Regions from separate parts of the Mus musculus genome. Here all the other regions are linked to region 2. The links are chromatin loops, found by intact Hi-C in ENCODE. Cell type or tissue: left cerebral cortex. All regions are shown on one strand. Region 1 overlaps Mlph (melanophilin). Region 2 overlaps Espnl (espin-like). Region 3 holds the start of Ramp1 (receptor (calcitonin) activity modifying protein 1).

What was found. A loop is a pair of places that touch in the nucleus more often than their neighbours do. Peaks named below come from ENCODE experiments on the same cell type or tissue, not always from the same donor. Only the 100,000 strongest peaks of a DNase experiment are listed, where the experiment ranks them.
Region 1: it touches region 2 in a loop (2.1-fold over the local background); 3 of 42 quality-filtered maps call a loop at or near these places.
Region 3: a loop joins it to region 2, with 3 times the contacts of the local background. A loop is called at or near these places in 2 of 42 quality-filtered maps.

The regions. Positions count from the first base shown.
Region 1 is chr1:90,931,886-90,934,385 of GRCm38, reverse strand. It overlaps Mlph (melanophilin), which reads right to left. Exons shown (of 16, transcript NM_053015.3): 7 at 865-1,069. Among named protein-coding and RNA genes, the nearest start is that of Mlph, 18 kb to the right of the region's middle. In left cerebral cortex, no CTCF peak of the experiment used is centred here; a DNase peak (open chromatin) is centred at 1,189.
Region 2 is chr1:91,346,021-91,348,520 of GRCm38, reverse strand. Espnl (espin-like) reads right to left here. Exons shown (of 9, transcript NM_001033292.3): 9 at 218-2,500. Among named protein-coding and RNA genes, the nearest start is that of Klhl30, 3.8 kb to the left of the region's middle. In left cerebral cortex, a CTCF peak has its summit at 1,418 (motif pointing left); a DNase peak (open chromatin) is centred at 1,475.
Region 3 is chr1:91,177,804-91,180,303 of GRCm38, reverse strand. It overlaps Ramp1 (receptor (calcitonin) activity modifying protein 1), which reads right to left and starts at 482. Exons shown (of 3, transcript NM_016894.3): 1 at 164-482. The coding sequence starts at 215. In left cerebral cortex, a CTCF peak has its summit at 1,092 (motif pointing left); DNase peaks (open chromatin) are centred at 341 and 1,059; H3K4me3 peaks cover 892 bases; H3K27ac peaks cover 996 bases.

The sequences.
Region 1 (2,500 bases), 410 kb after region 2:
CTTTACGTTCACTGTCGTAACAACCCCTCCACCACTCTCCGTCTAGGAGATGCTGTGTGGAAAGCCCTGTGTGAGAATCACTGGCTGCCAAAGCCTAGGTTCCAATCTCAGAACTTCCCAAATATAAGGGCCTTTGCTGGGCACTGCTAGGTCTCTAGCTCCTGGCTTCCCTCTTCTATGTGTCCCAGGGTTGTAGCATCATGGGAGGGAATATCAAGTTGTGTCACTGAGCTGGCTTATTTACTCACAGTTTTGGGAACAACTGGAGCCCCTTTATCCAAGGTCCCCAAGACCCTAATCACTGCAAGGAACATGAAGTCACACTCTCTAGAGACCAACAGGTCTCCCTGAAGCAGCTATTTGTGTGTAGTCTCATTTACTCTAATGTAATCTGCCCAATTTAACTGCTGAACCCAGAACATCAGCCCCCTTGGGCACAGGTTTGGGGATTTCATTTGGAAGCTGAAATTTCTGATAAAATCTAATGGAACCAGTTTCCTTCTCTTGCTCTCTGTCTCCTGATGAGTAGCTTACAGGCTCCTAGGTGGGACCTGCTCTACTGATCTTCCAGTGGAACTTTAGACTTGGTGGTACCGTAGTTGTTTTGAGGGAATGACAGTTCTCTTCCCTATACCAGAGGCAGTGAGCTGGGGACAGTTTAGCCCCTTTCCTGATAGTTCCAGGTATCACAGGGAAGCACTGAGCCCAGGGAAGAAAGGGTCTCTGAGGTTTGCTGGAGGCCAGTTACACTAAAAGAATTAATCTGCCTATGTAAACTAGGGGAGGGGCTTGCTTCTTAGGGATGCCTCCCTTCCTCAATGCCCCCTCCCCATATCTCAGAAAGAGGTCGGCTGGAGTACCTACCAGGCATAGCTGTGGTCCCAAAGGCACTCTTGCAGGATGCTGCAGGCGAGTCCAGTTCAGCGTGAGCATCCTCCCCAGAGGGTAAAGGGCTACATGGCTGCACTTCAGGACTGGGATGACATCCCAAAGCCCTTGCACCAGTCTCCTCTAGGCCCTCGGGCTCCAGAGAGGTGGTGTCCTCAGAGTAGGGCTCACCTGAGAGGGACTGAGCACACATGCTGTCAGCTTTGGCTGCTCCAGGGTTACCGACTGAACACTAGACAGCCATCTGCTCTGGCAGCGTGCTATTCCTCTCTATCTTCAGTCACTGCCAAGAGCACTTAACACCCTTCTGCTTCACGTCTGTGACACTGGGGTTCCCTGGGACACCGTGCCCAGGCATCATACAGGAGACAGATGTATTTCTGAACAGCCAGGGGCCCAGGCTCATTCAGGTTGAAGCCTTGAAAACACTCTTGTGGAGATTTTTACTTCTTGGGAGAGGACATGGTAACTGTGTCTACTTTAGCAATCCTTGATGGTCAGAGGTCAAAGGGTAGAGGTGAGGTTTCCTGAGCAGGTTGCCCTTAGACTGAGGGGGTCTGCATGGTGCCACCATCCTCATGGGATCTTGGTATTCAGGGCTCCCAGAGGCCACTGTTGCAGCATCTTTACAGTTTAATCTTAGCTGGGGGAGTGACATGGCTTTTGGGAAAGGGAGGGTTGGAGGGCAGTTCCCTTAGGGGCTGACTTCTGTGTTCCAGCTCAGTCCAGCAATGCTTGAGCTCAAGAGCTACTGTAGGGTTCACAACAAAGCAATCTACCATGGCCTGGCACTTACAACTATTTTTATTGCTTATCAGAGTGTCTCATGCATGCTGGGCACAGACTCTTGTGATGGTTTGTATATGCTTGGCCCAGGGAGTGGCACTATTAGGAGGTGTGCCCTTGCTTGTCTTAAGATTCTCATCCTAGCTGCCTGAAGCCAGTATTCTGCTAGCAGCCTTCAGATGAAGATGTAGAACTCTCAGCTCCTCCTGCACCACGTCTGCCTGGATGCTGCCATGTTCCTGCCTTGATGATAATGGACTGAATCTCTGAACCTGTAAGCCAGCCCCAATGAAATGTTGTCCTTTATAAGACTTGCCTTGGTCATGGTGTCTGTTCTCAGCAGTAAAACCCTAACTAAGACAACTCTCATCTCAAAATCAACCATGAAAGGCAGAAATGAGGGGATAAGGTTTCAAAGAATTTCCAGGGACCAAGGTCACATGGTTAGCAAGTAGCATGTGTAAAAGGGGGCATTTTCACTTATGAGACTAGCTTAGGTGGAACAATGAAGTGCATGAGGCACAGGTAAGGCACAGGCAGGGCTCAGTGCTGGGTTCTGACTGGCTCCTCAGTGGACGCCGTTGTCCATTCTGCCCTCCTGAGTCCTTATTTCTAGGCTGAGCATCACTGACCATATTCCAGGCTCCGAACTCATCTGCCCGGCCTTACATTTCCATTTGCCCCAACCTCTCCAAGTGTTTTACTCAGTACCTTAAGAGGTTGGTCTTGAGAGGATGTACAGTTTCTAAATCCTATGTTCCCACAGCCTGTCCTCAAAAGTCCCTTTGCAGAGGCCCATTGGACACGCAAACTGTATATGCCCCAG
Region 2 (2,500 bases):
AGTGCCTCCCTGCTCTGTCTAGAGGGAGTGAAGGACAGGAATGGTGACACAGGCTCTGTCACAGAGAGTGCTGGCTGTGCCAAGTGAGCAGGTCCCCAGCAGACCATGCGGGCACTAGAGGCTCGGTGCATCATCAGATGACAGACCAGGCAGGAGACACAACACTAGTATAAGGGTCTGAAAATTGCTGAAGGAAGACCCCAGCCTCAGAGAGTATGCAAAAACAAAGAGTGTTTATTCTGCAGAAACAACCAGCATGCGGGGGGCCAACCATTTTTTGAAATGGTTACCCTAGATAAAGGTAGGTTACTTTAAAAGGTAGGGTAATCTAAAATTTCCTTTGTGAGTGCTAGTGGGTCACAGGTGATTAGAGGTCTGCATTTCTATGTCATGTTTAACCATAGGATGAGATAGGGCTGCCCAGCACAGGTGGCTCATTCTGAGATATTTCCCCATTTTGTGCGTATCCTTAGGCTGTTCCTGGAGCTGGCGCTTATGGCCTTCTTTTCGGAATCAGGCCTGGTCCTTAAATGGAGACAAATGGGGTTTCTGTTGCCCTTTCAACTAGGATCTCAAAATGACAGATTTCTTCCAAGGGCTGCACCTTTAAAATAGGCCTAGGGTGATTTGGAAAAAAAAAAAATCACACACACGGGTTTGAAAAGTATAAAGAAGAACTCTCCAGCAGCAAATAACAATATCCCTTACAGACTGTCAACCATGAGTCTGGGCGTGACGCGGGAGGAGCCCAAGTCACTGTTTTGATCACTTGATGGTGAATCATGAGCTTTGAGGAGATTGGTTTGAGAACACAGGTTTAAATTTCATCTGGACATGGCGATACCTTCCTTCCCAAGGCTGGAGGTGACACCAGGCACAGCTCCTATTCACGGGCTTTCGGGTCACTTTCCATTTTGGGTGCTGTGATGAAGAGGATCAGCTATGCAGTTATTTCCCCCAGAATAGACTCCAAGTGTGAATTCACCAAACTAAAATGTGCCACCATCTTTAAAAGGTGCAGCTTACACCAGAGGGCCGGGGCTGGGAGGGGGCACTTGCTTTTGCTGGTGTGTGGGTATTGTGGTGGCAATTTTATTTAGCAAACATATATCCAGCTTCAGCTTCTGATGAGACTCTAAAGGCAGAGGAAGCCAAAGGCAGAAAAGGAGGATTCACCCCACCATCTCAGAGCAGGTCCCAGGTGGGCCCAGGCTGGAGGCAACTTGGAGCCAGGACCTGTACCACTGCCCTTTGTGGCTCCCCCAGCACCAAAACCCATGCCCTGTGCCAACTTTATCTCCCTGGAGGTCCCCGTCTATGGGACCCTTACATAGTCTTGAGTCTGTATAGACTGCCTTTCTACTGTCATCCCAGAGCCCAAGGTTAGGACTCCCTGCTCCCCCTAGTGGTAATGCGGGGACACTGTAGGAGACTCTTGGAGATGGCCTGTCCCCACTGTGCATGGCTTTGCCCCTAAGAGACTTGACTGCAGATCCCTGTCCCATGCCAGTTGTATTCTCCTCAAAAAGTCACTACCCCAAAGTCCTCCATGGATTCCAGGCCAGTTCTCCTGGCCCCCATAAGGTGGGTGGTGACTCATCCTTCTGTCTGTCACCAGAAGCGGGAATCAAACAAGCTCTATCTTACAGTCAGCAATCTGGGGGTGGGGAGGGATCCCTCTCTAGCACCTGGCTCCTGTGGCTCTCTATGGTACCTGGAATCCCCAAGGTGTTTAACTCCTTTCTCTGTGCCCAAGTGGGAAGGTGACACCCAGATGTCCACATGAACACCCCTGCTATGTTTGCCCCTTGCTGTAAGCTGTTCCCAGCTTCTGAAGGCCAGTTTCCCTCCAGAGGATACCAACCTTTCTATTCAAAGGGTTCCTCACCTCTTGGTATCCTTGCTCTTAGGGACCTCCTGTGGCCCAGCCACGGCCTCCATCTGAGGGTCTTGGAAGGGTTAGTCAGCTGGAAGACAAAGGCCTAACAGAGAGCTTTCCTTCAGGGTCCAGGCAGTGCCAGAGAAGAGATGCTGCTAGCATTCATACCATAGCAGCTATGCTGACCAGCAGGAGAATCGGGGCAGGGCCACTTGTCTGCCTTGAGGCTTTGGGGTCTCAGAAGCTCTCCTGTCAGGGAGATTGGTCACTCTAGACACAGCTCCCTCTGGTTTTAGAGATAGGAAGTTGCCAGAAAACAAACAAACAAACAAACAATAGAGGCAGGCCCAGAGCTGAGGCCCAAAGGGAGGTGTAGAGAAGGTGGCCGTGTAGCTGAGACCACCTGAGCCATTAAAACTGACACCCATGTGACAGCTGGAAACAGAACCAGCTCCTTGGCTGCAGGACCCTCAGACCCATACGACCACTTGAGGGTCTGAGGGCTGTGCTCACAAGTGAGAAGGATTTGATCCCAGTCACTGCTCAGAAGAGATGGGCACCAAGGCCTAAGAGACCTCTGATCTCTATGAAGACAGACAGAAGTCAGCCCACTTCACCTGA
Region 3 (2,500 bases), 170 kb after region 2:
GCCACCTCGTCTCCGTGGCAGCGTAAGGTGGTGCAGCGCCCCCTCCCCCGCCCCCATCACCACTCTACTGTCTTGCCCAGACCCCATGCCCTGAGTAAGGTGCGTTCAGGTGCTGCCCTCCCGGCCCCAGGTCACCACCAACGCTGCAGCCCGGGCTACTCACCCAGCAGCAGCCAGAGGCCGCACCGCGGGAGGCCCCGCAGGCCCGGGGCCATGGCAAGCAGAGCCCCACCGTCCCAGCGCCTTGCCGAGCTCTGCGCCCGCTGGAGACGCGCCGGGGGCGGGAGCTAAGGAGAGACCGCGCCCGGCCCACTGCGGCTCCCACGCCCGCGGCTGTCGAGGGCGGAAGCTGGCGGGCGGCACCTGAGGCTGGAGCGCGGCTGGGACTAGAGGGGAGCCTCCTGGAATGTCTGCAGGGCCGGATGGGCTTGGAGGGTCTCCAGGTCCCCAAACTCAGCACCTCGCTCTGACGGCTGGGTTCCTCAGCTATCCTGTGGGCTCTGCAAACACCCCGTGGTCCCATCTCCTTTTCCCCGTGGGGTGCTGGAGTGGTGTGGCCAAAACCAGCCCTGACAACCAACGTCTGTAGGACAAGAAGTGGAACCTCAGGAAAGATGGTCAGTGGGAACAAGGCTCCTTGGAGGGACAAAGGTGTGCTTGACAGCAGGTGGTGACAAGCCAGGGTAGGGTAGCAGAGTCCATGAATACCGAATTTAGGGACAAAAGGAATTGCTAGGTAAAAAGGTGAGACTTCCGTTGGGGTTGGCTACTGGCCATGACTCTACACAGGATGGACCAGTAGTGGTAAGGGAGACTTGGGTGTGTGAATATGAGCAAGAAAGGCCATGTAACACCGGCAAGCTGAGAACCCTGGGGCAGATACCCCAAGTACAGGCTAGGCCTGACCTGGAGAGTCATGGATGCAGCAGCTCAGACTAACTGAGCAGGTCTGCACTCTGCACGCTGCAGGTGAGCAGACTATCACTGGCCCCATACACTGGCAGAGACTTCACTCAGGTTTACAATACTGGTGGGTGAGCAGCGTTCCTCACAGCAAGGGGAACAAGGCTAGAGGCTGCTGCCACCTTCTGGCCAAGCGCTCAGGACCCTTAACAGCAACCTGGTATTCATCCTGAACACAGGCCAAGCCGACATTTGGGGTTCATAAACCTATGTCTTGGGGACCCCACATGTCCTAAAGTCAAGGGGACATGGGGAAGGGAACACATTCTTTTGGCTTGGCTAGCCCTTCGTTTTGAACCTTATGAAGCCCTGCCAGGAGGCCAGCCTCCTTTCATGGACAGACATGGGAGTACGGGCAAGTCATGGCTGGAAAGCAGCTGAGCCCTGCCTCATTCAGTCCTTCCTTTCATGTCTGCAGCTCAGAATCTAGGCTGTGAGGCTCCCCAGTAATTGCCCTGAGTTTCTCCCAATTCACACAGAAAGGATGCAACTCGTTGACACCCGGCCTTAGTGTGGCTGCCCTAGGACTGCAGGTTGGCATCTTCAGTCTGTGAGATTTGCTCACTTCTAACTGGTCATCAGCAGCATTGGATCCCCTCTCACATGGGCATGTGCTGACACTGCGTTAAAAGACTGTCAGAGGGAGAGAGGCATTAAGGTAGAAGTCAGCAGGTCTACTTCTGTACAACACCTTCAGTGGATACAGTTCCCATTTATACACGGAAAAGTAACCAGACCTCAGCAATTGCCACAGTAGACAGTTCAGGGAGCCCTGAGAACAAGAAATCAAGGCAGCCTGGGGCTGCCTACTAAGTTTCCAGACTTCAGCAGGATGAGGGAAGCCATAGTCCAGAAACCAATCTAAGAAACAGAGAGAACGCCTCGGGAAGACATCTGAGAGAGGCAGAGGGCAGGCTTCACACTGTACGTAAGGACACTCCCTGAAGTGCACAGCAGCAGCAGCAGAGCATGTGCACACACAGTCTGGAGCAGCCCAGCTTCCGCTACCGTAGAGGGAAACAAACTGTGCTCAGAGCAGCTGAGAGCGAGCAGGACTAGCCTTAGGCATCAGAGGAAAAGAACCGCTGCTGTCCCAGGGCAGCCTGAAGGAGCGGGACAGCAAGAAGCGAGACCACACAGCATACGGCAACACGTAACCACCACAGCCACACAGGGCTATAAAAACAAAAGGACAAAGAATACTAGAACCATGACCCCACTTTGAGGGGCCTAACTTATGCAACTGTAGTCCCGGAGGAAGAGTGTGAAAGACACCCACAGGGCTACAAACCCAAGAATATCAATAACCCCCAGATAGAAAAAGACTGATCAGGAGAACTGCTGTTGGAGTTCGTCAAAAGACCTTTACTCACAAGGACCACAGAGACCGCCGCCATCGCTGCAAAACGCATGAGGATTTTTATTGATCCAACATGTTAGGGACTCCCCTCTTTCTTTCTTTCTTTCTTCCTTTCTTTCTTCCTTCCTTCCTTCCTTCCTTCCTTCCTTCCTTCCTTCCTTCCTTCCTTTCTTTCTT